6 separate regions of the Mus musculus genome follow, and regions 2, 3, 4, 5 and 6 are each linked to region 1. A link is a loop called in an ENCODE intact Hi-C map of the cell type or tissue named here. Cell type or tissue: heart. All regions are shown on one strand. Region 1 has its middle 17 kb from the start of 2210039B01Rik. Region 2 overlaps 1700086L19Rik (RIKEN cDNA 1700086L19 gene). Region 3 overlaps Syt16 (synaptotagmin XVI). Region 4 holds the start of 1700086L19Rik (RIKEN cDNA 1700086L19 gene). Region 5 overlaps Prkch (protein kinase C, eta). Region 6 overlaps Hif1a (hypoxia inducible factor 1, alpha subunit).

Region 1 (5,000 bases):
AAGGAAGGAAAGAAAGAAAGAAAGAAGAAAACTGCTGTGAGGATGAGAAAAGGCAATGACTGCACGTTGACTTTAGGGCTCCAGGCAAAGATGCTGCAGTGGAGTAGGAGACTGGGAAGAAGGTGGTTAGTGCGTGTAGACTTCCCTTTCATCACAGATAGCAAGTGATCTACTGAAACATGTCTACAGGGTTTTATAAATGAGACCATAGCTTCTCTCCATCAGAACAAGGAAGAGCGTGGTGCTCTCATGCTCTCTGTGCTGCAGATGGGACACAGGATTTAGTGGCTGACTGCCTGGCCCAAGTCGAGCTCCCCTCATTGCTGGATAAGTTAAGAAATGTCTTTGTGGGGCTGGAAAGATGGCTCAGCAGTTAAGAGCACTGACTGCTCTTCTGAAGGTTCTGAGTTCAAATCTCAACAACCACATGGTGGCTCACAACCATCTGTAATGAGATCGGATGCCCTCTTCTTGTTGTTGTTGAAGACAACAACAGGGTGTGTCTGAAGACAACTACAGTGTACTTACATATAATAAATAAATAAACCTGAAGGAAAGAAAGAAAGAAAGAAAGAAAGAAAGAAAGAAAGAAAGAAAGAAAGAAAGGAAGGAAGGAAGAAAGAAAGGAAGAAAGGAGGGAGGGAGGGAGGGAGGGAGGGAGGAAGGAAGGAAGGAAGGAAGGAAGGAAGGAAGGAAGGAAGGAAGGAAGGAAGGAAGGAAAATGTCTTTGTATCTTGATTTTCTTGTCTCTACACTGGGAGTGTCAGTTGATAGCACCAGCTCCAAGGGGCTCTCTTGTAGAATGAGTTGATGTATACAAATTGCTTTATAAAGCATGTCCTTGCACGCTGAAGTTTTTATGCTTGTTATAGAAGAATGGATTCAAGCACTTGGAGTTTTTTAAGGAGGCCTGTGTGCCTACCTGAAAGTCGAGCAAATGCCTCCAAAGACAGGCCTTGACACTCTCCAGTGATAGGGTAGTTGGTTTTTTCTCTGAATAAATGTTTGAAGTTTTCAAACCCTTCAATTTTAAATAAGTTTTTTTTAAGTACTGAAATGAAAGATTTGGGCCAGAACACCAAAACAAGACTTAAACCTTCGAATCAAGTGAAAACTTGCCTTAACCTCAATTTGCTGCATGATTCTTAGAAATGGGAAAATTGTTCTGTGAACAGCAGCGGGGTGCAGCTGAGGGAGGACGCAGTCCCCTCCCAGAGGCAGTGCACAGCCCAAGGGAAGGGCTCACAGGTTGTCCACAGAAGTTTCATGTTCTCATTGGGTCCATAGAAAGTGCCACAGCTGCCACAGATGTGGGGTCATCTCTGCATCAGCCAAGACAACTAACCTGGCTTATAAGGAGTGAGTAAGGAACTGGGAGTGTAGCTCAGTGGTAGGACACTTGACTAGTGCGTGTAAGACCCTGTGTTCTCAGAACCACAAATGTAAACCAAAATATAATATAAAATGCATTTAGTGAGTAGAATGGAGACTATGGGCTAGTGACAGTTTAGGTAGGTCTTCAGGCATGCAACAAGTATTTATTGAGCACCAACTGTATACATAATACTAGGCTGGACTGGTAGAGACAGGTAGGATAGATATATGATTCTAGTCAGAAGAATAAACAGACTTACAAGGGTTGCGATCCAGTGTGAGATGGGTCCCAAGTGCTTCTGAGAACCCACCCTAAGTAGAGACGGCTGTGTGAGGATCCTTCCCCTATAGGAAATGGAGGATGGGAGAGGTAGGAATTGACAACCAATAGATAGGTGCAGAGGCTGAAGAGAGAGCAAACTGCCAGAGAGCACTGAAAGGCGTATCCTACAACAGATTGTAGAGGCAGAAGAGACGGGGCCAGAGGTGAAGGCTGGCCCAGGGTCTTATGGGTAAGGAGGTTAGATCTGTCTTCAGGAAGGTAAGAGGCCATCGGGAATTCTCATCAGGTGCCAGACACAAGACACACATTATACATACATTATACCAGGATCACACTGGCTATAGTTGTAGTGGGGTCGTGAGACCAAAATCTAGCAGATGTTTGACCAATCATTATCCGAGTGACCTAATCCGTGGCCCGATAGCACAGAGCGAATGCCAACAACTGGGGCACTGGAGAGCAGATGGGCAGTGGGGTGGCAGACCTGGCATTGTGTATACTGTGGTGGGAACAGAAGGTCCTCCTTACCTCTCAGCTCTTACCTAAGGCGGCTGCGTGTTAAACACGGGCTCTCACTCCCCAAGAGAGGGGAGCGTGAGCCGGCCTTAGGCGCAGAGAGACTCATTTCAGATGATTTAACTTTCAAAATACCCAGGGACTTTCAAGTGGAAGACGCCAACACTCCAACTGAAGATACAGTGGGAAACATCAACACCGAAGCGGTTATGCCATCCAGGCTGCAGGGGAGGCTGCTGAGAGAGCTGTGGAAGGAGAGGTCTTTCCTCGGTGCAGAGCTCTGGAGTGAAGGCTGGAGAGGAGACGGACAGGAAGACTGCCGGCATCATCTGGCCGCTGTACCTAGGGGATGAAGTCTAAGGGAAGCCTCAGTACAGCAGCTTCCATTAACTGAATACTGGTGAGGGTAACAAAAAGACCTCTGCGGCTAAAACCAACCAGTTCTCGTTTCCTTCGCCTCAGATCGTTGATAAACGAATTTGGACCCTCTTTGCATGTAGATGCTTTGAATGGCGATAAACCTCAGGAGGGCAAGATTTGGTTAAATTATCACAAACTATAAGCCTCTGTAAAAATGTGTAAGTACGAGGCTCAGTAGGGGAGGGAAAGTGACAATGTCCCGTGAGGCTTGGAGAGGCGCTGCAAGGGAGATTTTTCCACACAAGGGAACCTCATTTGAGACTGTGAATTTGATCTGGATTTCCGTTCAATATGCCATGCAATACTGGAAATTTTATATTAAGTTGTTTATATATTCATTGAAATAATAGCATGAATATTTTAACTATATATGAATAGAATAACGACCGTGACTCCTGGACGGACTAGAATTTCCAGCACTTTTCATATTTAGAAATGCATAGCGCCATCTAATGGTCACAAGTCATAAAAAGAAAGAGGAAGAAAAAATAAAACTGATACAAGTAAAATCTAACACATTTCAAAGTTGTTCAGTTAACTGTTTTTGTAAATAATAATTTTATCTCTTCCAAACTCACTGCCAAACTGGGCGGCAGATTACCTCCACCCAGAGTGTCTCTGTGGAGCATTTTAGGTTGAAGTATTTCCAAACAAGGATTTCCAAACATTTGTACATTTTTTTAAATCAAAAAAATCATTCTAAATACCTTGGATAAAACAGAATGTTCATTTCATTTTTAAAGGTATAATTAAGTTAAAGAGTTCAATAGAAGCCTTATCTTGTTTTTTTGTTTTTTTGTTTTTTTTTTTTTTTTTGTAAGATTAAAATGTGGCCCGTCTTCTATACAGACGGTAATTATTGCTGCCATGGTCCTTGCAGCCCCTTGAGACGTGGGGAGGGAGGGGTGACTGCGCGATTTAATGAAGCTTATCTCTGCTGACTCTGAGGCGGCAGCCTGCGACTTGGCCCTTCCACAGCTCAATCCTGGGGTCAAAAGAGATTTTCCATTGCTCAAACAGGCCACTTAACCTGGGACACAAGTGAGAGGAGCCACAGCAACCTCGAGAAAAGGTGGGAAAGCTGCACAGTCTGCCCAGGCCGGCCCTGAGGGGCAGCTTGCCTTGCTTCCCCAAGAACGGAACTCTAAACTTTGCCACCCAGCTCGGTGGCTTGCTCAGAACTTTCATCTAATCCTTCTAACACAGCTTGAATCAGACTCTAAACGAATTGAGAGCCCCAAATGAGAACTGATTTTAAAGTATATTGTTCTAGGAGGGCTACAAAAAAAAAGAGTAAAGGGGGTAAGATCTGACCATGATACATTATACACATGTATGAAATTTTCCAGAGTAATAAAAATTACTAATTTTAAAATTTAAATAATTTCTTAAAAAATTAAGTATACCATTTGACTCTCCTTCACAATATAGGTATATTGGACAACAAAAACCTCTACGATATGATGCTGATGTTTTTACTTCTTGTTTATCCCTGACTGTATTTGGAGAGTGCAGGTCACTTGTTGCCTAGCAGATTGCTTGTACACAATTGAAGATACATCTTGAATTAACGTCTAGGACTACCAGACTCGTGGGAGAGTTTCCATGATGGGAAGAAAACAAACAAACAAAAAATTAAATCAATAATAAAAAGAAATAAAGGAGGGGTGGATGGGCGAGAAGGAGAAGGAACAGCAAAGAATTTGAGTTGGAAGGTAAGTTATTTATTGAGGATTTTGTCATTTGCCCATTGAGTGTTAGAAATGATTTTCAAAAATTGGCAGTAATAGTGACAGCCACATTAAGCCATTGCTTTTTTTTCTTCTCTAGGGGCTAGAATGTGTTTTACATGGAAGTGGGCAGCAGTACAGGGGGGGCTGGGGTGGGAGACAGGGGGATAGGGTTAAGAACTGTGGCTGCATGCTGTGGAGACCCCATGCTCACCACTGGGGCTTTCCTGGACTCAGCATATCTTGTACGTGCCCTGGCTCGCCAGCAAGAACAACACTGCAACAGGATCCTTCTGCACACGTTTATTGGGAGAGCTTGATTGCAGAGGCGAAGAGACCCCCCCCCCCCAGCCCAGAACTGGTGCTGCTTATATAGGCCTAGGAGAGGCGTGTCTCACACCCGGATTGGTTATCCACTATACCTCATTTGCATGTTCCTCATCTGATTGGTTACTCTCTCTCAGTACCTTACAGAACCTCATTATCATACATCATTTGCATGTCTCACATCTGATTAGTTATACTTGCAGAACCTCATTATCATACATCATTTGCATGTCTCACATCTGATTGGTTATACTCTCAGAACCTCATTATCATGCCCTGGGCCAGGCAGTGTCTTGGCAAAAAACTTTACTGCATATGTACACATTGGTTGTTTGTCCAAACTTATGCGT
Region 2 (5,000 bases), 730 kb before region 1:
TTCAGGCATTTAGAAACAGAATATCAATGAACTTAACAGTTACTTTTTAATTCATTTTATAAATGAGCAACTGAGAATTTTGCTCCAAGTGGTCACCAGTGTAGCCCATCCCATAGATGGTACTCTCCGAAGTGTAAGGCACAATGTGGTAGGAGTGCAGCTCTTCATAGTAGAGAGACTGGGAACAGCACTCCTGTACCATAAACTTCAGCCGTTTTCTCGTATCAGAATAAGCAGTCTTATAGCAGGGAGCTTCCTTGAAGTATTCATAGCTCTCTTTCTCCGTCTCTAGGTGTATCTTCCTCAGCAAATTGTTAATTAACACAGACCTTCTTAGGTAGGTTTCTGGGTCTTCAAGAAACCTGAGCTTCTCTAGGGAAAGTTTGAGGATACAAGTCCTGTCTTCCGGTAATATCAGGTGCTAGGAAGCAAACAGAACCGTTATTCGCCACACACACAGGACACTAAAAAACTAGAGCTTTGTGCTACCAATGACATTCGGGAGGGAGACTTGGGAGAAAAATTAAAGCCTTACTTTTGGAAAATACCCATGGGAATCTTGATGTAGATCTTCTTCTTCTGCATATTTTCTCTTAAAGTAGGCTACTTTCGACGTTGTTGATGAATATGATAGGACTTCTCTTGGATAAGCTAAAACAGAAAAACAGTTGGAGAAAGGTCAGGTGGCATTGTGGCTAAGAGCATTTCATCATATAGAGGGCATTTGTAAGCAGAAACCCAGCCACCCCAGAGATTTCCACCTGTTCACCAAACAGCACAGTCTGGCACAACTGGCAATTGTCTTAAGATCACAATACTACTGGCGGAGAAATGCCATTTGAGACACAAAATAGATGGTCGAGTTTAGGGTTCTATGACCATTTCCTTGTGCAGTTCCAGAAATCAAGTTCAAGTGAGGTTTAATTTTGTGTGTGAAGGAAACTTCTCTTTATAACAAGTGAAAACCATTACAGAAAACCACAGCCCATCGAATTGTAGAGTTGTGGAGCCAAAGGACACATCTACAAGAGGTGCCCACACATAAAGCTCAGGGAACATTGCAGAACAGGGGGTAGAAAGAGAGTCAGAGATTGTGTCTCCTAGTAACATCGGAAGCTACACACAAAGTCTCACCGACATGACTGCCCAGATGTGGGCTGAGCAAAGACAGACAGATCAAACTGGACAGAAAGAAGCCCAAGAGGCATTAAGCCTACACAAAGAGCTACAGGCAACTTAGGAACGATAGGAGTAGGAGTCACCATCCTCCCTAGGGGAGAGCACCCCAATTGTCCAGCGCCAAATGTGCTGGCCATGAAAATAGAAACACAAGTGACATCATGTGGACTAAGAGAGCTATATAGAGAAATATGCAAATACATATACGTCATGCAAAAACAACTGATAAAGAGAGAGACCATGAATTTGAAGAAGAGTGGGAGGGAGAGTTTAGAGGAAAGAAAACGAAGGGGGAAATGTAATTAAAATACAATTACAAAAATAAACAAATTTTAACTAATTGATATAATGGTCCTGACATTTAGCATAATTGAGGTTAATAATGAGGAAATTATATATATATAAAATTGATTGTAGTGTGTACTGGCTAGTTTTGTGTCAACTTGACACAGCTAGAGTTATCACAGAAAAAGGAGCTTCATTGAGGAAATGCCTCCATGAGATCGAACTGTTAGGCATTTTCTCAATTAGTGATCAAGGGGGAAAGGCCCCTTGTGGGTGGGACCATCTCTGGGCTGGTAATCTTGGTTCTATAAGAGAGCAGGCTGAGCAAGCAAGCCAGTAAGGAGCATCCCTCCATGGCCTCTGCATCAGTTCCTGCTCCGTGACCTGCTTGAGTTCCAGTCCTGACTTCTTTCAGTGAAGAACAGCAATGTGGAAATGTAAGCTGAATAAACCCTTTCCTCCCCAACTTGCTTCTTGGTCATGATGTTTGGGCAGGAATAGAAACCCTGACTAAGACACAGTGTAATATGTGAAAGTAGAAAACCTTTGTTTCCTCCTTGAAAATACGACTGCAGCTGAGGATTCTGACTTTAAGGAAAAACAATTTAGAGGTCGCGGATTTCCAAAGGAGTTCCCAGAATGTACTCTAGATGGCACTGTGGCCACAGAATGGAAGCAAGATCAAACTCCCAACACAACAGATTCCAATTCAAAACAGAGAGAACTAGAAAACCTAGTCCCCTTTGGTATTCACTCGACCTCTGCAGTCCAGAGGGAAAGCAAGCTTACATTTGAACTTTGTTTACTTCACCCTAACCCAATAGTTCTGATAGAACCCAATGAGTCACAAAATAATTAGCATATAAAGACATGTAGGCTTAATAAATTTACACTGACACTTGATGCTTTTCCTCTAAACTCTAGAGCTTTTACAGGCTTAAATATTGAAAATGTGCTCTTCAATAACATGCTTTGTGTCGTGTTTCCTTCATCTTGGAGCCACGCCGGCCTAGCTTCACACAGCCCTCCCTCCTGCAGCTGGATGCTCTTCCCGAGCCAGTAAGGAAAGCCACATACCTCACCTCAAGCATCCCAAAACCTCACTGCTGTCACTGTGGGTTAAAAACCCAAGAGAGCCCCTAAGCTAGTGGGCGTGTGTTTTATTAAGGGATCCAGGGTTCAAAGCACGTGTGCATCTGACCAAAAGGAGAAGGTGACACGATAAGGACACGCGACTGAAGCTCCGTGCGCAGAGTTCCTGGATTTGATGAACGACAGTTTATGTCGATTTCTCACTTACTTGAAAGGGTTAGGGGGAAAAAATAAAACCGATCAAATAAATAAAACAAATGCATCCGCCCCCCAAACCCAGTTTGCTCTCCTTTTCTTTTTCTTTTGTTGTTTTTGTTTTTTGTTTGTTTGTTCTTTTTTAAGATACAGAGACTGCTAGGGTTACATTGAAAGCTATTCATCAGATAACTAGATAACAAAGCTTTTGCTTATCCCTTGTAATAATGACTCCTATTGTGTACATGCACACATGTACATGTGCATGTGAACATGTAGTGTGTGTGTGTGTGTGTGTGTGTGTGTGTATAGTATATGGGTGTGTATGGGTTCCTGTCTGTGTACGTCTACATACAGGTGTACACAGGTATGTGCACATGCAAGCAGAGTCCAGAGGTCATGGGTTTTCTTCCATGATTGGTCTCCACCCTACTCATTTGAGATAGGGGTTCTCACTGAACCTAGATTCACAATTGAGTAGACTAGTTAGCCAGTGACCCTAGGGAGCCTCTTGCCCTCAACTTATTAGCATTCAGACTATAGGTCCTTACCACAGCCTGGCTTTTACAGGGGTGCTTGGGCTCCAAACCCAGGTTCCCCTGCTTATACAGCAAGCACATGCTGAGCCATGGACGTCCTCTATTCCTCTTTAATTAATTGTCTGACTAACTGATCTAACAGTGGTTCTCAAATGTTAACACACACCAGAATCTCCTGTAGGGCTTCTTAACTACTGGGCCCTTCACTCACCTTTCCAGTGGGTCTAGAGGGGAACTTTTGCACCAAATCCAACTGAGATCTATGCCAGCTAACCTGAGAACACATTTTGATATCCCGAGTGTTACAGCACCAGGCAACTATACTAGCAGGCCTTAAATGTTGAACTCAGCCAATCAACTGACACCCAAACAACTGGGTTGATTGATATTGTTATTGTGATTTCAGTCAGCCTCCCTTTATCAGCTTGAGTGCTTTCTTTTTTTTTTTTTTTTTTTTTTTTTTTTTTTTTTTTTGCACCATGAACAAAGCCAACTCACATTGTAATTACACAGTAAAGAATAAAGTCCATTTTCAACAGCAGCCCCCAGGTTCACCTTAAGAGGATCAGTGCCTATTGCTAACACTGGCACTTGGGCAGGTCACAATGTTTCTTGGAAAACTCTAATGAATTACTCTAGTGAAGGGAAGAGTGAGGAAAGACTTGGAAATTAGAAGCACAGCCTTGCCGTAAGCAACATTGTTTCCATCTATACATGTGTCCTTTATTACATATTGGCTTGCTTTGCCATCTTAAGTATGTAGCCATTTGAGAGCAGCACGATGGACTGCAAATTGCAGCCTGGAGCACCAGGTGTCAAATTTACTGTTCTGTCCTCCACTCCCCACTGATCCTCCAGGGAAGCTATTTCAATTTAACAGATCAATATATACACACCTATATCTATATCTATATCTATATCTATATCTATATCTATATCTATCTCTATCTCTATCTCTATCTCTATCTCTATCTCTATCTCTATCTCTATCATCTCTATCTATATCTATGAGATTATATATATATATATGTATATATATATGTATATATATATATGAGAGATGCATGGATGATGTATAGATGAATGGATGGATGGATGCATGCATGAATTCATGAATGCATGCATGGATGGATGGACAGACAGACAGATTGACTGATTCCGGGTCACTATATTCCAGAAGTTACACTAAAATATAGAATGCAACAGACCCTGAAAATACAAAGCAAATACTCAGAGGTCTAGACTTGAGCCTGTTCCTCCTGGGCAAGGAAGGCTCTTAGTCACTCAGTTTATTGTTCTTGAGGAACACCCTCCCCCCCACCCCCCCACTGGTGAATTGCTGAGCACCTTTGCAACTGCTGTCAGTTTAGCAAGTCCCTCCAATGCTAGCTGCCTGGCTCTTTGCAATGTTTTCCACATCACTTTTTGGAGGATGGTTTTAGCCATTTTGAGGCTAAAGCCTGTAACCAACGTAAGTTGCTACATCTGTTACTTGCTAGATTAAAACTCAAAATCTTCTGAGCTGGCAGCTATGCGTTGGCCGTGCCTTTCAGCCTCCTTTGAGCACGGAGGAGCAAACCAGGGCCCAGAAGAGACTCTAGCTGACAGCCAGTTGTGTAGCTAAGAGTTGGGGGTCTGCAAGTGGGTGGAGGCATAGATCTACTCTCAGGCTCTCTTACTTCTTAGTTGTGTGACTTTAAACCAATCGCC
Region 3 (5,000 bases), 450 kb before region 1:
TATTTCCATTGGGAAGAAACAAATCAAAACTAAAATGAAATATCAGGATTAGTTTATTTGTGTTGGATAAGCCCCTCCCACCAGGGTGCTGCACAACCCAGGCTGCCTGACCTCCTGAGTGCTTGGATTATAGGCTTGTACCACACGTGTGTGCAATCAAAGCTGACAATATCAAAAGTTACAGAGGGTATAAGACAACAGAAATTTTACAGTGGCAATAAGAATGTGAGCTGGTTTGGGCAGTTTAGAAGATGTCTTCACAACTTCTATAGCATGAAGAATCAAAACATGTCCATCCATGTACTTTATATGAGCACCAATAACAGCTTTATGCAAGGTGACAAAAACTTGAAACAAGTCCGAGTCCACTAACCACCGAATTGATACATATATGATGTGATATCCAAATGATAGATTATTTCTATCCATAAAAGGAAACAAGCTCCTAGATGACTAATAGGTCATTGAAAAAGAACAAAGGGGGGAAACCTGACACCCAACTTCACAGTAAACTATTTAATGATCCAAAAATAGCCCATTGTCTGTTGTTAAAGCAAAATACTTAACTCACAGGGCAGTGGTAGCACAGGGTGGAAGGAGAGGACCAACCTTGTCCTCTGATGATCACATGTATGCTGTAGCACATATACAACCCACAAGTACGTACATGCATGCCCAAACACATGCTGTCCCCTGACCTTCATGCATGCACTAGCTGTGTACATACCTACACACTCATTAAAAGTATTGGTAAGTGCTGAAAGTTTTTTTTCACTCAACAAATTAGCCATCTTTTCAAAAGGGAGAGAAGGTTATGCTATTTGCAAGATAACCACAAGATTTATAAACATCATAATTCTCAGTGGTATAATCTGTAATTCATTTTCTTTCAATCTTGAAAATATATCTCTGGGTGAAAAAAATGTTTTCTTCATATGTGTACACACACATACACACACACACTCCTAATTTTAAACCTCCCTTTAGGGCAAGTAAAACGAACAGCAAGTCACACCTCACATTTTTCTGTCATCGATGTTGTAACAAACATCTGCATGTACAAAACAGTCAAGCACTTTACATTTTTATTTATTTTTATGTGCATGGGTGTTTGACCTGCATATACGTCTGTGCACAGTGCACATGTCTGTGTTTGCGGAGACAGGAAGACGCCCCTGGATCCTTTGGAACTGGAGTTACAATGGTTATGAATCTTCATGCCAGTGCTGAGAACGAAGTCTGCAGCTTTGGACCCGACAGCCTTTGCCCACTCTCGTCTCTCTGTGTGATGGTGCCCACCCTAAGGGCTTCCTTCTCCAAGGCGTGCTCAGCAATGCCTTCCAACCTCAAGCCTCCAGCACCGCCAAGCTCCACGCCCAGCCTTCCAAGAGGCTGCTTTGCCTCTACCCAGAAGTCTGATGCGCACCTGAAACGGCCGCACAGGGTACGCTTGGCCTTCAAATCTGCTCCCTCTTTATCTCTGTCTTGAATGACACCATTTTCAAACAGTCACTTTCTAAACTCGAAAAGCCTTATCTTGTATTTCTCCCTCACCCACAGTATCTAATCCCAGACACCTATCAAGACTTATATAGAAAAGCTCCAGATGGCGCCCCTGAAATGTCTCCTATGCCCATACATCCCCTCGGTTCAATCTCCACACCCCTTACCTGCCCAGTCTAATGGCAGCTACCTCATCTCTGCCCTCCTTTCTTCCTCCGGAATCCTTTCTTCTGCTTATCTTCTCTTCCCCTCTTTCCTCTCCATGGTACTCCCAGTTTAGAAACGTTCTTCTAGCCAGGCAGTGGTGGTGCGCGCCTTTAATCCCAGCACTTGGGAGGCAGAGGCAGGTGAATTTCTGAGTTCGAGGCCAGCCTCGAGTGAGTACTACAGAGTGAGTTCCAGGACAGCCAGGGCTACACAGAAAAACCCTGTCTCAAAAGAGAGAGAGAGGGGGGGGGGAGAGAGAGAGAGAGAGAGAGAGAGAGAGAGAGAGAGAGAGAGAGAAGAAACGTTCTTCTGATCAGAAAATTAGAAACATATGCTCAGTTAGCCCCGAGAGACTTGTATGGTCCTCTAAGCTAGCCCCTGGGGACATGATACAGTAGGAAATGGAGTGTGGTGTGCTGGGATGAGGGAACAATTGTATTAGCATGGTAAATGCAGTCCTCTGTGGTTAGCCTTCTGCCCAACCTCTGCTCACTTCTCCAATTAACTCCTCCAGGTGCACCACACTGAGACATAACACACTGCCAGAACCAACCATGTCTCCCATTCCTCCTACTCTGATGCCACTCCTACTGCCTGAAATGGACTGCGCCCACTTAAGGTCGTCGTTGTGTGCTTCCATAACAGAACACCATACTCAAAGCAAACAGAAACCTAGTTTTTCACCACCCTGGAGACTGAAGAGCCTAAGACCAAGGTCTTAGCACCTCGGGAAGGCCTTTAGTCCATTCTTCCTTGACAAAATGTTTTTTCACGGGGCAGAAAAGAAGAGAGAAAGCCACTTCTGAAAACCCTTTTATGGCCCTCTTAACCCCTCATGAAGCAGAGCCTTCATAACCCAATCACCTCCCACTGGGTGCCAACACACCTACATGATAGCACTGGGTGCTTTGAGAGAGATTCCGACCATAAGACTCCCTTCAGCATTTCTCAGAGCCTTCTCTGAGGAATGGGAGACACGGTTGGCTCTGCCAGTGTGCTGTGACTCAGTATGGTGCCCCTAGAAAAGTTATGGAGAAGCAAGCTGAGGTGAGTTGAGCAGGTGTTTAGCACTTGAGAGTCATTTGCCATCGTGGCTGTGACACCCTCTTCATGTTGCTAGAACCACGTGTAAGCCTCAGACTAAGGTTGCACCTCTTGAAGAAGTGTTTTTCCAACGGTTAGGGCTGACCTAAGTAAAGGGACAGTTTCACCAGCAGAGGGGGCTCCACTGCTGCCCCACACTCAGTTGGAGTCTGTCTTCTTCCTGCTGCAAGCTTCTATTGGCACCTCAGACAATTAGACACATGGGGTTCTAGATCCCTTGGCAATCGTCGAAACATATACCAAGTAGTTTATTGTGGGCTCCTAACAAAGTTTCATACAGTTCCCATGTAGGCAGAGCAGTTTTCTAGAGAGTAAAAGGACGCAGATATCCTTCAATTCTGAGAGGGGAAGGAGTTGGAAGAAGTATGGAACCCAAGTCCCACTCCCATCTCTACCTGGGGGGGTAGGGATTGGAGGAGCTACTCCAGAAAGCCCGCAGATGATGGTCACTAGGCACCGTCCAGCAGTGGCCGGTGGTGTGAATGGCTAGGAGGGGTCATCTGACAGCTTCGATGCCTGGATCTGGCCCTCAGCTGCTGCAGAGCAATGTGGCATAGTGAAGCCTCTGTGGGGAGTACTCTGGCACCAGCCTCGGACTCATGTTATCCTGATGAGTGGAAAGGTACCCTAATAATGACAGAAACAGTATTTCTCGTTCTTGGTTAGAAACAGCTAACCACAAAATTAACGTAGAAGAAAAAAAAAAACAGGATTGACCTAAAACATAATTGTCATACACACACACACACACACACACACACATATCATTAAGGCCTGCTATATATGTTCCTTCAATGCACAGAAAATGTACAACCTCAGACCATCCTCTTTAACCAGCTTTGTAACATAACTTCGGCCCAGTCTTGAATTATACACACATTATCTAACACACCAAGGTGTTTTTACACAACTGATGCAACTTACTAAATATGTTTTCTTTTAAAAATTATTATAAGGCTTTTTTAGATAAGTTTTTCACATTTTATTAGTTCAAAGAGCCATTCAGGGTGACTAATTTTGCTGGATATCAGAGAGGAAGGAAGCCAACATCGGGGGAATGTGCAGTTCTGAACATGGCCACACGGTGGCAGGGTGACGCTGCACACCAGAGCAGATCCACACTGTCCAGTCTGGATCCTTAGTGTGGTTAGGGAATTCAGCAGTTAAGATAAGCACGGCTGGAAAGCCTATTCCTTCAGAAGTAAAGGGCTTTCTTTCTGAGCAGCTCATTCTCCTCTCGTTATTGTGTTTCACGGAGACAAGCTCTTCAAGAGCCTTAGTGAGGCAAACATGCCTCTGACATACGGCGCTGCCTTTTTGGAGAAGGATCAATGGAATTCCATTAGGAACAACTCTGTCCCTGGTCTTGATAAGGTCTTTAAACAGAAAGAGACAAGCTCAAAGTCAAATCCTTCACGCAACAGGTACTCAACTGCCTCAGACAAGAGAGAGCAGAAGCTCAATAGGTCTTCATGTTTTCTTAGTCCTCCTTTGCCAGGACGTACATACCAGTTTACTTTCTACAGGGGAGGCAGGCAGATTGGGAAACCTGACACCAGCTAGAAAAGGACTAAGAATTCATGAGAGAAAATAAAAAGTATACTGAGCACTACTAATGCAAAAGAGGGCTGTGGGTAAAGATGGCTACCTCCAAGCCTGGGTTTGAACCCTAGGGCCCACGTGGCAGAAGGAAGAAATCAATTTGTCCTCTGACACTCTCTCTCTCTCTCTCTCTCTCTCTCTCTCTCTCTCTCACACACACACACACACACACACACACACACACACACACACACACATAATCTTAAAAGGGTTTTTATGGGCTGGAGAGATTGCGCAGTGGTTAAGAACTTGTCGCTCTTACAGAAGATCTGAGTTTGGCTCCAAGCACCCACAGCCATGCATAATTTCGGTTCCAGGGGAGGCTGTGTATTCCCACCTGTACAGCTACAAGGAATGCACATGGCATGCATACATACATGCAGGCAAAACACTCCTATACATATAGTGATAAAAATAAATAAATTAACTTAATTAAAAGGTCTTTTACATATCCAAAGCAATCTAGAAAATCATGCCAGCAGAGTGGCACACAAGTGAACCCCAGCAGTGAGCAGCACAGGCAGGCGGACCATCAGTTTGGAGCCAGTGCTGGTTATATAGCAGGGGCTGTGACTCACAAATGG
Region 4 (5,000 bases), 720 kb before region 1:
ATTGGGAAGAAAGTAGTTAGTTCTCCATGGTCTCTACCACAAGTCTCCGTGTAAATTAGCATTCCATGAGTCCCCACAACCTCCTATGGCAACTTGAAGGATTCTCTCTTGGTTTCTTTCACCCCAGACCCACACTGCCAGTGTGCTCAGAAAGCTTCCACTTGCCATCTTCCGGGAGCCAGGCTCCCTCACTTGACCCACCCAATTCACAGGGGTCTAAGAGAGGAAAGTCTGCCAGCCTACAAATGTCCTTTTTACAGAAAACCTTTATTGACTTCTCCCCAGCAACCGCCCATACAAACAGCCCCTTCTATTGATCCTGTAAGTTGCCGGGCTGCTACATTAGCGTTTATTTCTCTGGATACATATTTAAACAGTAATTTCTCTTCGGAGGGTGATTACCTGGTAATGCTGACTCAGACCGAAGAGTGTATGTCTAGGACAGCCTCGGAAGATGTGGTGAGAACTCCCCTTGGCACATGGAGCATGTCTCACAGCCTCGGGCTCATGAATGGGGACCTGGGATCTTGAAACAAGGAGACATACTGGCATAAGACACCTCTAAAGAATCAGGGATGCAGGGACATGAATAAGTTATCAGGGCAGGAGAAGGCGGGTGGGGTGGGGATGGGGGGCGGCACTGAGACGTTTGAGGTGGGGCCGATCTGGGACATGGTTTAGAAAGAAAGATAAACCTTCAAACTCAGGATCACTTAAGTTTAAGTAGGAGCGACGTCAACTCCCCCTAAGAGATCTGAAAAGTGCACAATAGTTCATCTTGTCAGTGATTTACTCGAGCGGTTATTTTGGGGAAATGTGATTAAAAAAAAAATCACAGCCAGCTCTTGTATAATTTTAGGCTGCATCACCCTCCAAAATAACAAAGCAATTAACTCAAAACACCATAACTTGTTCTTTCTCTGACATACTGACTCTTTCTGGCAAGGTCTGAAGTAGCTGCTCCACGTTTGAAGATAGTTCTCAGCAAAGGGTTCCGTTTAACCACACCTAGTCTGCATGGCTGTGTGCTCACGGATCTCATCATCTTCTATATTTAGAGAGACGGGCTTTCCAAGGGAAGACGGGCATCCAATAAGGACGATCCCATCTAGAGAGGTGAGTTACTATGGTTACTGCTCAGGAGGCTGAGGACCAGTGAACCACTGCTCCTGGCCAGCTGGACCCTTTCCAGATGAGGACCTAAAACAGAAGCCCGTGTTGACTGAATTTCGTGGAGCCTACTTCGTGTCGTTTTATCCATAACCACGGGCTGCCTTTGGGAGCTGCCTCCAGCTCTCCAGCCTCGGGCAGCCAGGCAAAGCAAAATCAAGGAAGGTGGAAAACTTCTAAGCACTAACAGACAGTAGCGAACAGAGGGGGAGTCTCAATATCCAATCCTGGCATTTAAAAAATCAAATCAAGTTATTCGGGACCAGTGGCTAGTCACTTTTCAGTGGCTGGGGGCAGGGTGGGATCCGAGGCCAAGTCCCTAACCTCCAGCCGTAGGGAACGCGTCTTCTCTGGGCCTCGGGTCAGATGCCTGGCTGGAGGGGTCCTGGCAAACCTTGAGAGGGGTCCACTTACCCGAAGACTGCGTGTGCAAATGTTTCACAGCTCCTGTTTTTTCGCGAAGGTGTCACTCTTCGGACGGGTTCTGACAGCGACAGCGACAGCGGCGGCGGCAGCGACTGCAGCTCGGCGGGGCGGCCGGCTCCTGCAGGTCGGTCCCTCCTTCTCTGAAGCGCCTCTCGCTCCGGCTCAGAACGCGAGGCGGGCGCGCGGCTTTTCTAGGCGCGCATTGGACCAAAGGGAGCAGATGTTATCCGGTTGCTAGGAGCGTTGCTAGGAGGCGATGACGCCCCTCCACCGCCCGAAGCAACTTTCCTGAAGGTCTCGGGCGCCAGAGGGGGCTACTGAGAGCCAGACTGGGAGCTCTACCGGGAAGGAAGGCTGAGAACGAGGGGTCCAGCCACGGGTCACACTGACTTGGTCCAGGAGAGCTGGCGACACGGGAGCGGGAGCGTCGCGGGCCTGAGCGTTAAGAGGAGTCTCGCGTCCCAGAAAACGGTCACTCACTGGAGGCTGGATTGGTGTCCCCATGGAAGTTGAATGGGGACAGAGGTGGAACTGCATTTAAAGGTGTGAGGGATCCTTTGGCTCCGGGACTGTGTCCCACTGTGTTCCTGTTACTACAAGCAGGTTTGAGCAATTGACAGACTTGAAAGAGGGAAATATTAATCCATGAAACTCAATCCTGAGTCTAATTCCTTTGGGCACCCTATATGGCTACCTCCTAAAAACGGGAGGATGGCACCGGGTAGACGAGGGGGAGTGTTTCCATGGGGTGTTCCCATGGTCTAGTGTTCTGCCTCTATACCATTAGACTTCATCTAAATGAGAGAAGAATAAACCCTTCAATTAATATGAAATGTTCTATAAAAAATAATCACACAAATGACATGAAGTTGGAAGAAAGATGTAGGGGTTTCCAGGGATAGTGGTCCCGGGAGTGGGAAATGAATATGGTCGAAACACATTGCATACCTGTATTAAGTTCTCAAAAGGCAAATAAAATCTATCTTTTTAAATGCACCTCAAAAGGGTACTTTCCACAAAGGATACTGGGGAAACTACATATGTTTCAGTCATTGTTGCTTTAATGTAGTTTCCACAAAGGTTTGCAGCTTCTCCAATTTCTTGATAGAGCTTATTTTGATTCAGTTTTTGTTTGTATTCTTGACCATTGCTTCTCATCCTCACCGTGGCTGTTGTGAAATGGTTTTATTTTATTGAGGGGAAAGAAAAAAAAGAAGACTGCAAGAACCTCAAAGTGGGAACATCTGAGAAGCCAATGAGCAAATTCAAGAAAGGAAACCAAAATACCTAGTAAAGAAATTCTGCTTAGCATGCTCCCTTGATGATAAATTTCTCCTAAGAAAGGAGTACAGAATTTCCCTGGCTCCCTAGAGAGTTGGGCCAGGGCCAGGGCCAGGATGGAAATCAGCACCCCTGGGACTCACTTAGAAAGAAATACTGTGTTTAGATCCAAGCCAGGCTGCTGCTGCATAGCACTGGGTTAAGTACTAAGGGGTGGGGGTGGGGGCAGCCATCTTCAAGGCTAGCGGGGTACAGTATGATCCCACAGTTCAGAGGTCTCCAGTACCTACTTCATGCCTTTGTCAAACTTTAATCTCTGGAAGCGTATTTGCCCTGAGGTTTGAGACGATCATGAGGTAATCTGGAGATGTATAAGGAAGTAATAAATAGCCAAGGTAGGCTAAGGAGGTAATAATCACAAAGTTACTGTTATGCGTCTAAGGGGGAACTTTGAGAACAGTTGTGATCCTCCAGACAACCAGCAGTATGTCACATTGCTACTTCACTATGGGCAGCAAGAGACTAAAATGGGGCTGCCATCTCTTTCCTTCTCTAGCCCTTCCCTGGGACTCGCTATACCTTTGACCTTCAGTTCCAGTCGCACTGGACTCTCCTCTACCATGTTTGGAGAAGGTGCCAAGGTCTCCTGAGTTATGTGAATGATATTTCTTGTTTAACGTGCCTGCCTCCCTCTCACCTGGCTTCCTCCCATTCAGCCTGCAAGATGCTGTTTAAATACATTCTCATTGCAGCTTTCGCAATTACAGCCCAACTCACACTCCCCAATCCACCCTAGAGTACTGCTGCCATACTCTAAATGAGTTCCCTCAGGATAATAGGGAGTGCCCGGCACGTAGCATACAGCTCCAGGTACATGCCAGAGAGCACAGAGCCTGTGGTCAGTGGGGATACCTCCAGATCTCTGGTTTCCTCAGCTGGTAGCTGTCAGGGCTCTACCCAGTCTATGAGGGAAGCCAGGAGCTGCCTTCATTTTTCAGCTAGGGGGTGGGAAAACTTAGTGAAGCACTGTTCTTAGGCACCAACTTTGTTTCCTCTTTGAAGACCACTGTCTGGTCTCCATTAGCCACCCAGGAAGTATTCAACCCAGAGTCACTCTGATATTTTACTAACACCCTTAAGCCAGTCATCTGAACTGAGTGTGAGTCCTCTGAGTTGAACTGTCCTCTCTTACTTAAAAATGGACAATAGCAAGGGAGGTGAAGGGCTTACCAGGAAAACATAAGACCTGAGTTCAATCTCCAGAAACCATCTTTAAAAGTTGAGCATGATGGCATATACTCCCAAGGCAATTATATATATATATATATATATATATATATATATATATATATATAGGCAGTATACCCCAATATATATATATATATTGGGGTATACTGCCCATCCCTAGTAATGGGTTATGCCTCAGGAATAGCACATCTGCTTAGCATGGATGAGCCTGTAGATTCAATCCCTAGAACTGAAGACAGACGAAAACCCCCACCCATAATCACATGGCATGTCACTATGGAACCAAGGCAGAGAAACCATCTGGGGGAGCAGCTTGACTCAGCCAATATGGGTACAGTGCAATGTATCTGAACAGATGAGGGAACCTGGCCTTCTGTGATGTAACTTCCTGGTGATTGTCACATCTCCCTTTCGTGGAGGGCTCCCATAAGAAAAACAATAAACATTAATAGACACGGGTCAGGGTGATATCAGGATGACAGCATAAGCCTTACGGCAAAACTTGACAGCATAAGCCTTACGGCAAAACTAAAAATAGAATAAAGGCACAGCTCTTAATCCCTGTGGGCCCATTGATATCTGCAAAGATTTGTGTTGTTTGGTGACAGTAACTTGCTGCGTATCCCAGGCCAGCTTTGAACTCTAGACCTCCTGCCTCTCAGCTTTCTGAACGCTGAGATAACAGGCCTGTGTCACTATGTCCAGACTGTAGCAGGTGGAACGGCACAGATGTTTTTCCTTGTGCCAGCCTCCCGTTGAGCTGTAATCGCAAGTCGTCCCGGAGAAACATCCCCAGAAACTCTGAGGCTCAGAGGAAGCTTTAAGGTTTATATGATGCAGTTCCTTGGTAAAATGTTACTGGAGGTGGTTCATGT
Region 5 (5,000 bases), 130 kb before region 1:
TTGTTTTGGCAAGTGCAGGCTGTAACAATTAGATGATGGCAGCGTTTATGGACGACGCAGGTGCACACTGGGAAATTAAATCCAGCAATTACACATTTATCAGAGCCTCCTAGGACAGCCAGTTGCAGCAGTCAACGAAAGCTGCCCATGCCAGAAACTTGGCTTGGATGTCTGGCCACATCCTGGCAGCCAGTGCCCTCATCCTTCCTGCATCTACTGACACCATCCTAACAAGACCTTTGTTTACATCCAAGCTGTCTGCCATCTTGTCCTAAGCTGTCCTCGCCTTCCTGACTGCGCCCCATCCTTCAGAGAAATCTTTTCACAGTATAACCCTGGTCATTTCTGTCCATGCCTGAACACTTCCAGTGGGTTTCTCATGTCCATCAACAGTGTTCAAACCCAGCACGGTTCCAAACGTATGGCCTTTCTCTGCCTCTCCAACATAGCCTACTCACCTGGTAACTGCATCTAATGCTTATGACAAGATAAAACCCAAAGAATATCTCACCCCAAACTGCCTCTCCTCCTCTGATTTCCTACAGCCCCTCAGACTGACTCCTACTTCAAATCTTCCACATGTGGCTGGGGCCTGCCCGGAATTCCCTGAATGATGCTGGGGGCTGAATGGGCAGTTGAATAAACACTTGCAGAACGGTTCAACCAGCTGTGTGAATATTTAGAACTCTGACAATATGCTTTCCCGTTTGCAGCCCTATAAGGGTGTCGTAGTGTATATGGAATGAGCAAGAAGCTGGATATGGTGGCACATGAATTTAATCCCAGCACTTGGGAGGCAGAGGCAGGTGGAGATATGTGAGTTCAAGGTGTGTGTGGTGTGTGTGTGTGTGTGTGTGTGTGTGTGTGTGTGTGTGTGTGCGCGCGCGCGCGCGTGCGTGTGTGCGTGCGCGCACAGGACAACTCTGAATCTACCCTGCCACCTAGTGGGATCCAGGATTCAACCTCAGGTTCTCGGGCTGCACAGGAACGGCCTCCTGCCTGCTGAGCCACTGGCTGGCCAGACAGCATGAGTCTTGTGCTTTCTGTATGTTTCTTGTTTGTTACAGTAGGTTTAAGGTCCAGCGGGTGTTCTCTGCTGGTGAATGTTCCACGTGAGCTTAGGAGGAATGTGTTGTCTGACGCTGCAGGCTGGTGCTTCCCATCAACGTCAGTTTGATCACACTGTGACAGCTCTGTTTAGATCAACCAAAGCCTTACTGCTCCTCTGCCTGGCCTGGCCGAGGCCAGCAATGATCGACAGAGCAGCTATGACAGTAGGCCTGTCTACCTCCCTTGTGGTCCAAGGGCCTTGTTCTCACGTGCTTCCCTGCCCACTGTTAGGTATGTACACGCCAACCACATTCATGTCTGTCTGAAGAACCGGCCCGGTTACTACTACACACACAGTGGCCTTCTTAGCTCTGGCCGTTTCCTCTGCCTCAAGCCTGATTAGTCGGAAACACCACCCTGTGCTTCTGATGAGGGTGGGCCCGCATACTTCTCTCCTACCACACGTTTGGTTTTACGTTCTTCGGTGAAATGTAAACAAAACTTTCTCATGCCTCCTAACTAGTGTTCTTTCCTGTTCTTTAAAGAGCAGGTGCCCCACCAGAAGTCAGCCATCAGATGTCTCAGCGACATGCTGAGAGGAAAAACAACACAACAGATGTACCCTTAAGTCATACATTTTAATCTGTCAATGGTACCCTTGTGTATCTAGAGCTTCTCAATCTATATAAGAATGTATATGATGGAGATATATATATATGGATATATATATCACTAGAGAGCATACCCCTATATTAGACAGGTCCAGGCTGAAAACTGTTATCGTCCTACCTTGTGAGCTATTTTCTCACTTAGGACTGAATTCACATTTATAGGTCCCTTACAATTGCTATGCTTGCTCTCTCTAACTTTGAGAATTCAGTGGAAATTTTCATACATAACTTAGATTCAAGCTTATGTCTCAGTCAGTTCTCCTAAGTGGGGGGGGGGGGGGGGGGGGGAGACACGACCCACATTGCATTGCTTCCTCCAAAACAGAAAGAGGATTTTCCTTATTTACATGTGGACCGGCTCTGTAGAATACATGGCACGGCTACCAGTCACCTGCAGAGTGAAAGTCAAGATGCCCAGTACTACAGATACAGACTGACCAAACTCAGGGCAACAGGAAGGGAGCCCCACGGAAGGCCATGGGGACCCAGCCCACACCCCTACATAGAAGGAGGCTGCTTTCACACTTTGAATTTATTTAATTTTAAGTCTTCAAGAATGATACTAAGTTGATTTTACCTTAGAATTCTGAAAATGTATTTAATTGTGGATTTTTTTCTCACATTCGTTCATTCATTGAGTTACAGATCAAGACCATGGCCTGGTACATGCTAATATCTCATTTTAAAAATGAAGTTAATTAAAAAAAACTGAGGACTTTTTACTTTATTTTTTAAAATATTATTTATCCAATGTATATGAGTACATTGTAGCTGTCTTCAGACACACCAGAAGAGGGCATCAGATGCCATTACAGATGGTTGTGAGCCACCATGTGGTTGCTGGGAATTGAACTCAGGACCTCTGGAAGAGCAGTCAGTGCTCTTAACCGCTGAGCCATTTATTTTATGTTTATGGTGCTTGGCCTGTGTGTATTTTTTGCCATAAGCATGTAGTACCCCTGGAGGCCAGAAGAGGGCATCATATCCTCTAAACTTGCACAGTGTAAGCAGCCATGTGGGGGTGCTCACGACTGAACCCTCACAAACTATGCAAGAACAACAAGGGCTCTTCACCAGGGAACCACCTCTCCAGACCCTCGGTTTTTTGTTTTGTTCTGTTTTGTTTCTGAAACCAGAAAGCTAAAAAGATAAAGCTAATTTGGAGACGAGCATCCATTCCCTATGCAGGTGACATGAACACAGCATGCGACATCTCATCTTGTTAAAAGTGCAATGTAAAAACCAAGACTTTTATCTTCAAGACTCAAGGGCACACTCACCCTTGTATGCCTTGGACTCCTTCTTAGCTCTCTCAAGTTACTGAAGAGCGAACTTTAAGCTGCAAAGCTCTTCTGGGTGTTGATTTTAGAAATGAACAGATTCCCTCTATACTGTCAAAAACGTCCAGGGTCTGGTACGAACTAGAGTCTGCCATACGGGCACCATGTGTCTTACGGAGAGTTATCATGGTATTGATAGGAGGCAGCCTGGCCTGTCTTCTGTTGGTGTTATCATATTTTCACAAAGAAGCACAATTAAACACGGTTGTAAACATGTTTTTCTTACCTTGGCATTGATAACCCTGTTTCCCAAATACTCCCCTGTTCAAGACAAAAGGGAGAAAAATTACTGTCAGTCAAATGGTTCAGTAATAACATCTATAATTATACTTCTCTAGAAGAAGTGTGTTCCCTGGCCCCTTATGAAAAACATCTCTTCGGGGAAGAGGTACAGAAAGTGTGCTGTTCTGAGCCCTTGTTTATTACCAGGAGGCACAAAGAACACCAGCTGATGGATTAGACCGCTCCTGGTGATATAAACAGGAGGTGGTGAGGGTTCCCGTTTCTCCTCCCTTCAGCTGTCTCCTAAATCCTTAGTGAAAAGCAACTCAGCTCCTCCATTCACTCACACACACACACACACACACACACACACACACACACACACACACACTGCAGCTACCTGGCTCCAGCACTCTCCCTTGTCTTATCTCTACATCTCCCGCTGAAATCCACAGGGGGGCAGACGTGGTGCCATCATCTCCTTTCTGTTCATATTGATTTATGACTCACCCTGATGTGTTCTATGGTAGTGTGTGTGTGTGTGTGTGTGTGTGTGTGTGTGTGTGTTGGGGTCGGGAGTTGTAATTCTGTTTACAAATGCCATAAGTATGCTTAACCTTGACTCTCTTTGAAAGTAATTATTGCTTACATTTATTTTCTGCTATAGACTTGCCACGGCTTGTTCAGGCTTACTTCTTGTAAGACAGTGCCCCAAGTCTTTAGAATTTCTCAACCTTTAATTACATTAGTTCCTAACTGCTGGAGATGAGATGGTGGTAGAGGACCACTGGACGCCATGGCCTTCCTCCGGATGCCATATGTCTGGACACCACTGAGAACGAGGCTTTCTCACCACGATTATTCCTCATAACTGATCACACGATCCATGCCTTCCTCAAAGCATTAATAACTTCCTCAAAAATAATTTTCCTTTCTCCTCAGCCAGGTTTTCTAATTTATCAATTGATTGACTCTCCTCTCTCTCTGATTCATGCTCTTTCATCTATTAGCATCTTCAATAGAGTAACTAGTATACGAAATAATATCTAACATTTGGGTCCGTAAATTACTTAGTTTTGCTATTATTTTAGTAGGAGTTTAAACCTGTTAAAAGAGGATCAATGTATCGAATAGGAGGCAAAAGTCAGATCTGAAGAATAGTATCCATTATGTTTTCTCCTGAAACCACACATAAGCCAAAGAAGCCTCCAGCAGCAAGCCCAGGGATGGAGGTGAAAGTGGGGTGGGGTGGGGGTAAGCAGGCTGTCTCACCAGATGAACTCTCGGCAATGAGAGCAGTAGGTGGGCTGCCTCAGGTACGTGGCCATGAACTTATGTCCGTTCACTTGATGGACTCGTCTTCGCATAGCCCTTTGGCGCTTCCTGGTAAAATGCTTGAAGATGCGGTCTCTCTGGAGAGTGGCTGTGTGTTACAAGAAAGGAAGACATGGGCTGAGGATATGACTCAAAAAGTACTCACCACACAATCATCAGGACCAGAGTTCAAATCCCCTTAAATAGCTTGGATGGTAACACAGGTCTGTAATCTGAGCTCTGGAGGAACTTGTGTAGAGACAGGAGGAACTTTAGGGTTCCTTGGCAAACCAATTTAGTCTTCACTTCTGCCAACCTTAGAACCCAAATGATGGGGTTGTCCAAACACAGTCGGCACAGACCCTCCGATGTTAATCTGGATTAGGTAAAAGTGGGTGGGTTC
Region 6 (5,000 bases), 360 kb before region 1:
CACGTTATCAGAAATGTAAACCATGTCGCCGTCATCTGTTAGCACCATCACAAAGCCATCTAGGGCTTTCAGATAAAAACAGTCCATCTGTGCCTTCATCTCATCTTCACTGTCTAGACCACCTGCAGGGCACACGGGAAAAGAAACAAAGTCAGGCTTTATCTCAGATACTTTTAAATTTCTATAATACATATATTTATTTCTGTATACTTTCCAGTTGTTTTATATAATTGTTTAAAATAAACAAATTTGCAAACAAGCAAATCACCAAGGGTGTAAAAAAGGGTGATATTTTTTAAAGATAGGTTATGCCTTTATACCCAGTCCTAAGGAGGAAGCAGCAGATGGGTCTCTGTGAGTTCAAGGCAGCCTAGTTTACACAGCAAGGTACAGATCAGCCAGGGTTACATGGTGAGACTCTATGGGGGGTGGGGGTGGGGAGGAGAAGGAGGAGGAGGAAGAGGAGAAGGAGGAGAGGAAGAAGGAGAGGGAGAGGGAGACAGAGAGAGAGAGAGAGAGACAAAGAGATACAGGTAGACAGGAGGAAATGAATAGATGAAATGAAGCTTAAAAGCTAGTAAGAAAAAAATTGCTGTCATGTGGAAGAATCGAGAACTCTTCAGAATGAAACAAAGTACCAGGGGCTATAAAGTTAATGAATTTTATTTATGTGTTTAAAAAATAAAGGATTAAAAAAAAAGGGTAAACCAAAACAACTTACAGTACAAAAAGGATTATTCCTACAACTAAGAAAAGCAAAGCTTGATAAAAGGAGTAAAGAATACGGAAAGACTTAATTACTTTTAAAAAATACTTTAAAAAAAGTATTGTGTTGGGGCAGTACTGGAAAGATGGCTAAGCAGTTAAGAGCACTAGTTGATCTTTCCGAGGACCTGGATTCAATTCCCAGCACTGAAAACTGTCTGTAACTTCATTTCCAAAAAAAATCCTCTTCTGGCTTCTACAAGTACTAGGCATGCAAATGTTGAAGGCAAAACACCCATACACATGCAATAATAACTTAATTCATGTTTTTTTTAAAGAGCGGCGTTATGGGTCTAGAGAGATAGCTCCACATTTAAGAATGCTTGCTGCGCAACCAACAGGACTACATTTTGGACACCAGCACCCACATCAGGTGGCTCATAAATACCTGTAACTCTAGCTTCAAGGGATCTGATACCCTCTTCTGGCCTCCATAGGCCCCTTCATAAGAGCATATTAATATGTGCACACAGGTGCATGGACACATACACACACCACTCTCTTAAAAGAAAGTATTGTAGTCTCCTGCTAAAAGGAACTTCTAGATGTTTTTAATTTCTAATTTTCAGGTCCATTATGTTTTTGTAGAACTCACCGGCATCCAGAAGTTTTCTCACACGTAAATAACTGATGGTGAGCCTCATAACAGAAGCTTTATCAAGATGTGAGCTCACATTGTGGGGAAGTGGCAACTGATGAGCAAGCTCATAAAAAACTTCAGACTCTTTGCTTCGCCGAGATCTTGCTGCATCTCTAGACTTTTCTTTTCGACGTTCAGAACTCATCCTACTTAACAAAAAAAAAAAAAGAGAGACAAGAATGTACATGTTAGTTTGTCTTAACTCGAATAAAATTAATTTTGCATTTCCCTGTTTACTGTATAAAGATTAGAAGAAACCATGTAAAATTATTATATAGGACTTGTATGGAACATGAACAAAGTTTTATATAAGATAGCTTTTATATACAAATTTTAGATCACTGAAAACATAATAAATTCTTTTAAAATGTCCAAGCTTTTATTTAACATTTCCAAAGCAGATGTTTTCATCCCCAAATTTACAGTAGCTTATGTATCTAATGTCTCACAATCATTCCAAAGTATCTCAGTATAGAAAAACCCTAAATAAATTTGAAGAAACTAAAGTATATAATAATTTGAGAATAGGTAATACATTTATGGGCAGGTTAAGACACTAATAGTTATACATGATTTGATTAGTTTCTTTTGACATCAATACCTTCCCACCTACTCTCTTACCATGGGCTTTACATTAGCTGCTGTAACAAGCTACTACTTCCAGGTGCTTACTTCCTTAGCCACTGGTTATCTAGTACTAGAAATAACGGATACCAAATAATGTAGGAATGTGTTTCAAATGAAGGTGAGTCAGAGTGCTGATCCGCAGGTGGGCTAGTAAAGGTAATAAAAGTATCTATAGAATGATACACACCGAGAATTCTTTCCAAACCAGTCAGATTTGTTTAAGCTTTATCAAGGAGAGCTGTCTTCCTTTGCTGAGCCTCCTGACTCTAAGGCTAGCCCAGCTGTCAGCTGCTTCTCTAAGCCTGCCATTATCAATATTACTTTGCACTGGGTGCTTACTCTCGCATAACAACCCATAAATATATAAACAGTGCCCTCATTTGATGAAAATAAGCTGGGGTTCCATAGATTAAAAACAGCAATTGTATGACAAATAGGATAGGAACATCAGTGTTTTAAGTCTTTCCTTTTCTACAGTCTGCTCTATTAATGGAGAATGCTGCCTCTATTTTACTCCTCCATTCCAATCTTACTAGGTTAGGTATTTGCTAAATGTTGAAAACAGCTCTTAGAATTTATTAAACATTTAACAATATAACGGGATTTTTTTCACTCAGTTCTTCTTGTATTTTATGAACAAAGCACACAATTATCTTTTCTTTAAGTCTCCTTCCTTTTAATGTAAGGCTGAAAGCTACAAGCAGAGAAACAACTTTCTTAGGTAACTGTCAAGAGTTCTCAGCAACTCTCTTATACAGTTTTCAAAGTTTAGTAAAGAATGTGTACATTTGTTAGATTCTAAACTGTGATACAAAAATTTCAACTCATTTAGTGGGTGTGTCCAACTTTTGACATCGCACACAGCACTGTCATCAACTGTGCAATTGAGTTACAAAAAATGTTTCAACAGGCATGTTTTATGTAGGCTTACAATTATTTGTGTTAGCCATATTTGTCATATTGTGGGGCATATGTGGTCTGTAGGTCACTGGCTGTATACACCTAATTATAGAGCAATTTCACTCAAGAACCTTAAGATTTTAAGTAGGGCTATTAAGAAACTTGTCACAAATAGGGGGTTAGGTCTGATACACTGTATATAAGTGTAAAATTTTGAAAGAATTAAAAAAAATCACTTGGAGCTCCTTATATAAATGAATCCGTATATTCTTAATATCCTACAATAAAAAATAGAGGCCATATGAGAGTACCTTAATGCCAACAGTTTGAAATTTTTTAAGTACATTAAAACTGCTTTCTTTTCCTCACTATTTTCAATTTGAACTTTGTAATGAAATAGTTTTGAAACTCATTTCATTTATATAATACTCTGAAAGGGAGGTAAGAGAGAGAGCAGAGATCTGCTGGGTTACAATGAACACTTTATATACACACACACACACATTTTGACAGGGTTTTACTATATATCTCTGGCTGGCTTGGAACTTGCTATGTAGTCCAGACATGCCTTGAACTCACAGAGCTCCATCTGCCTGTTTCCAAAGTCTGGGATTAAAAATATGAACTGTCACACCAGGCACATTTTTCTACTTTTAAATTTTTGTGCAGTGGTGGCTGTGGGAAGCAGCACACTATTTAAATGATTGCTATATCATCTTCCTTATTTTGTTTGCACTAATTTTTACTTCTTTACTTTATAAAGCAAAACTAAAGAAAAAAGGCTAAGGCTTTCTTTTTAAACACAAAGCAGTTCAGACTTCCTTAAGATAATAAACACAATTAATTAAAACATACTCTCAAAAGAAGTGTATCCTGAGACAGGTTTCTAAGTAAGGGGTCTGTTGTTCTAACACTGAAAAATATCCCTTCTAAGATTTTTAGCTTTCATAGGAAAACAAAAAGAGTTTACCAAATTTTTGATTTGTATTTTACAGCACATTTGAGGAGATTTAAAAAAAAAAATACCACTAGGCCTAGAAAGATAGCTCAGTGGTTAAGAGACAGCATTGCTCTTGCAGAGGACCTGAGTTTGGTTGTCAGTACCCATGGCAGGCAGCTCACAATGCTTTAACTAGTACAGGATATCTGATGTTCCTAACCACCAAGCATCTCACCAAAAAGGAGGTTTACAGACAAAAGGAGAGAGCATAGATACTGAAACAGTTTGTGAAAGAGGGCCAATGTATAAGAAGTTTCCTGGCTTAATCATTTCCACACTCTGCTTTTTGATTTGTTTTCTCAGAGACAAGGTCCTGCTGTGTTGACCAGGCTGGCTTCAAACTCTAGGACATCCTGCCTCAGCTCTTTAATGCTGAAAGACACACACATACAATACTTAAGTCGTTCACTATTTTGTTCTTAGATAATGTGATAAGGAAAAAGTACAAATTACAATGTTAAATTATTCAATCAACCGTGCGTGTGTGTTGAGCGCATACATGAGAAGGTCACAGGATAATACTGGTGTTCTCATCTATCACTCTCCTGAGACAGGGTCTCTTACTGAACTGGGAGATCTTCCTATCTCTACCTCACAGTATTGGGATTGCAGGCACGTGCAGCCATACGAGGCTTTTAAAGTAGATGCTAGGATTTGAACTGAGGCCCTCATGCCTCCACAGGCGTGTTATTCACTAAGCTATTTCCTTAGTCTACTGAATCAAAAATCTTATTATAAATATAACTCCTCAACCTAGCCCAGAATGATTAGATTAACTTTGTTTTCTACAATCTTTTCCAAAAAAGTGTTTTTAGTTTTCAGTAAATCGATTCCATATCAATTTTTCACTTTAAAAGGGGGTAGAGGTTACTCTTAAACAATATTAAATATTTTATATTTGTTATTAAGAGTACTTTTACTGGGGCTGGAGAGATTGCTCAGTGGTTAAGAGCACTGACTGCTCTTCCAGAGTTCAATTCCCAGCAACCATCTCTAATAGGATCTGATGTTCTGTTCTTGTGTATCTGAAGAGAGTGACAGTGTACTCACAATATAAGATAAATAAAT

Evidence for each region. Peaks named below come from ENCODE experiments on the same cell type or tissue, not always from the same donor. Only the 100,000 strongest peaks of a DNase experiment are listed, where the experiment ranks them.
Region 2: a loop joins it to region 1, with 14 times the contacts of the local background. A loop is called at or near these places in 6 of 42 quality-filtered maps.
Region 3: it touches region 1 in a loop (5-fold over the local background); 19 of 42 quality-filtered maps call a loop at or near these places.
Region 4: a loop joins it to region 1, with 12 times the contacts of the local background. A loop is called at or near these places in 6 of 42 quality-filtered maps.
Region 5: a loop joins it to region 1, with 7 times the contacts of the local background. A loop is called at or near these places in 35 of 42 quality-filtered maps.
Region 6: it touches region 1 in a loop (3-fold over the local background); 6 of 42 quality-filtered maps call a loop at or near these places.

What each region holds. Positions count from the first base shown.
Region 1 is chr12:73,562,915-73,567,914 of GRCm38, reverse strand. No RefSeq gene overlaps it. Among named protein-coding and RNA genes, the nearest start is that of 2210039B01Rik, 17 kb to the right of the region's middle. In heart, a CTCF peak has its summit at 3,057 (motif pointing left); no DNase peak of the experiment used is centred here; H3K4me3 peaks cover 963 bases; H3K27ac peaks cover 748 bases.
Region 2 is chr12:74,290,974-74,295,973 of GRCm38, reverse strand. 1700086L19Rik (RIKEN cDNA 1700086L19 gene) reads right to left here. Exons shown (of 4, transcript NR_030735.1): 3 at 536-651; 4 at 24-421. Among named protein-coding and RNA genes, the nearest start is that of Dbpht2, 4.0 kb to the left of the region's middle. In heart, a CTCF peak has its summit at 2,118 (motif pointing right); no DNase peak of the experiment used is centred here; H3K27me3 peaks cover 302 bases.
Region 3 is chr12:74,012,854-74,017,853 of GRCm38, reverse strand. All of the region lies in intron 1 of Syt16 (synaptotagmin XVI), which reads right to left. Among named protein-coding and RNA genes, the nearest start is that of Syt16, 18 kb to the right of the region's middle. In heart, a CTCF peak has its summit at 2,916 (motif pointing right); no DNase peak of the experiment used is centred here; H3K4me3 peaks cover 479 bases.
Region 4 is chr12:74,281,041-74,286,040 of GRCm38, reverse strand. It overlaps 1700086L19Rik (RIKEN cDNA 1700086L19 gene), which reads right to left and starts at 1,765. Exons shown (of 4, transcript NR_030735.1): 1 at 1,585-1,765; 2 at 403-526. In heart, CTCF peaks have their summits at 1,696 and 1,900; a DNase peak (open chromatin) is centred at 1,840; H3K4me3 peaks cover 1,151 bases; H3K27me3 peaks cover 2,168 bases.
Region 5 is chr12:73,691,254-73,696,253 of GRCm38, reverse strand. It overlaps Prkch (protein kinase C, eta), which reads right to left. Exons shown (of 14, transcript NM_008856.4): 3 at 4,556-4,706; 4 at 3,288-3,322; 5 at 1-67. Among named protein-coding and RNA genes, the nearest start is that of Gm34189, 88 kb to the left of the region's middle. In heart, a CTCF peak has its summit at 2,689 (motif pointing right); DNase peaks (open chromatin) are centred at 2,723 and 3,720.
Region 6 is chr12:73,923,108-73,928,107 of GRCm38, reverse strand. It overlaps Hif1a (hypoxia inducible factor 1, alpha subunit), which reads right to left. Exons shown (of 15, transcript NM_010431.2): 2 at 1,361-1,551; 3 at 1-122. Among named protein-coding and RNA genes, the nearest start is that of Hif1a, 18 kb to the right of the region's middle. In heart, no CTCF peak of the experiment used is centred here; no DNase peak of the experiment used is centred here.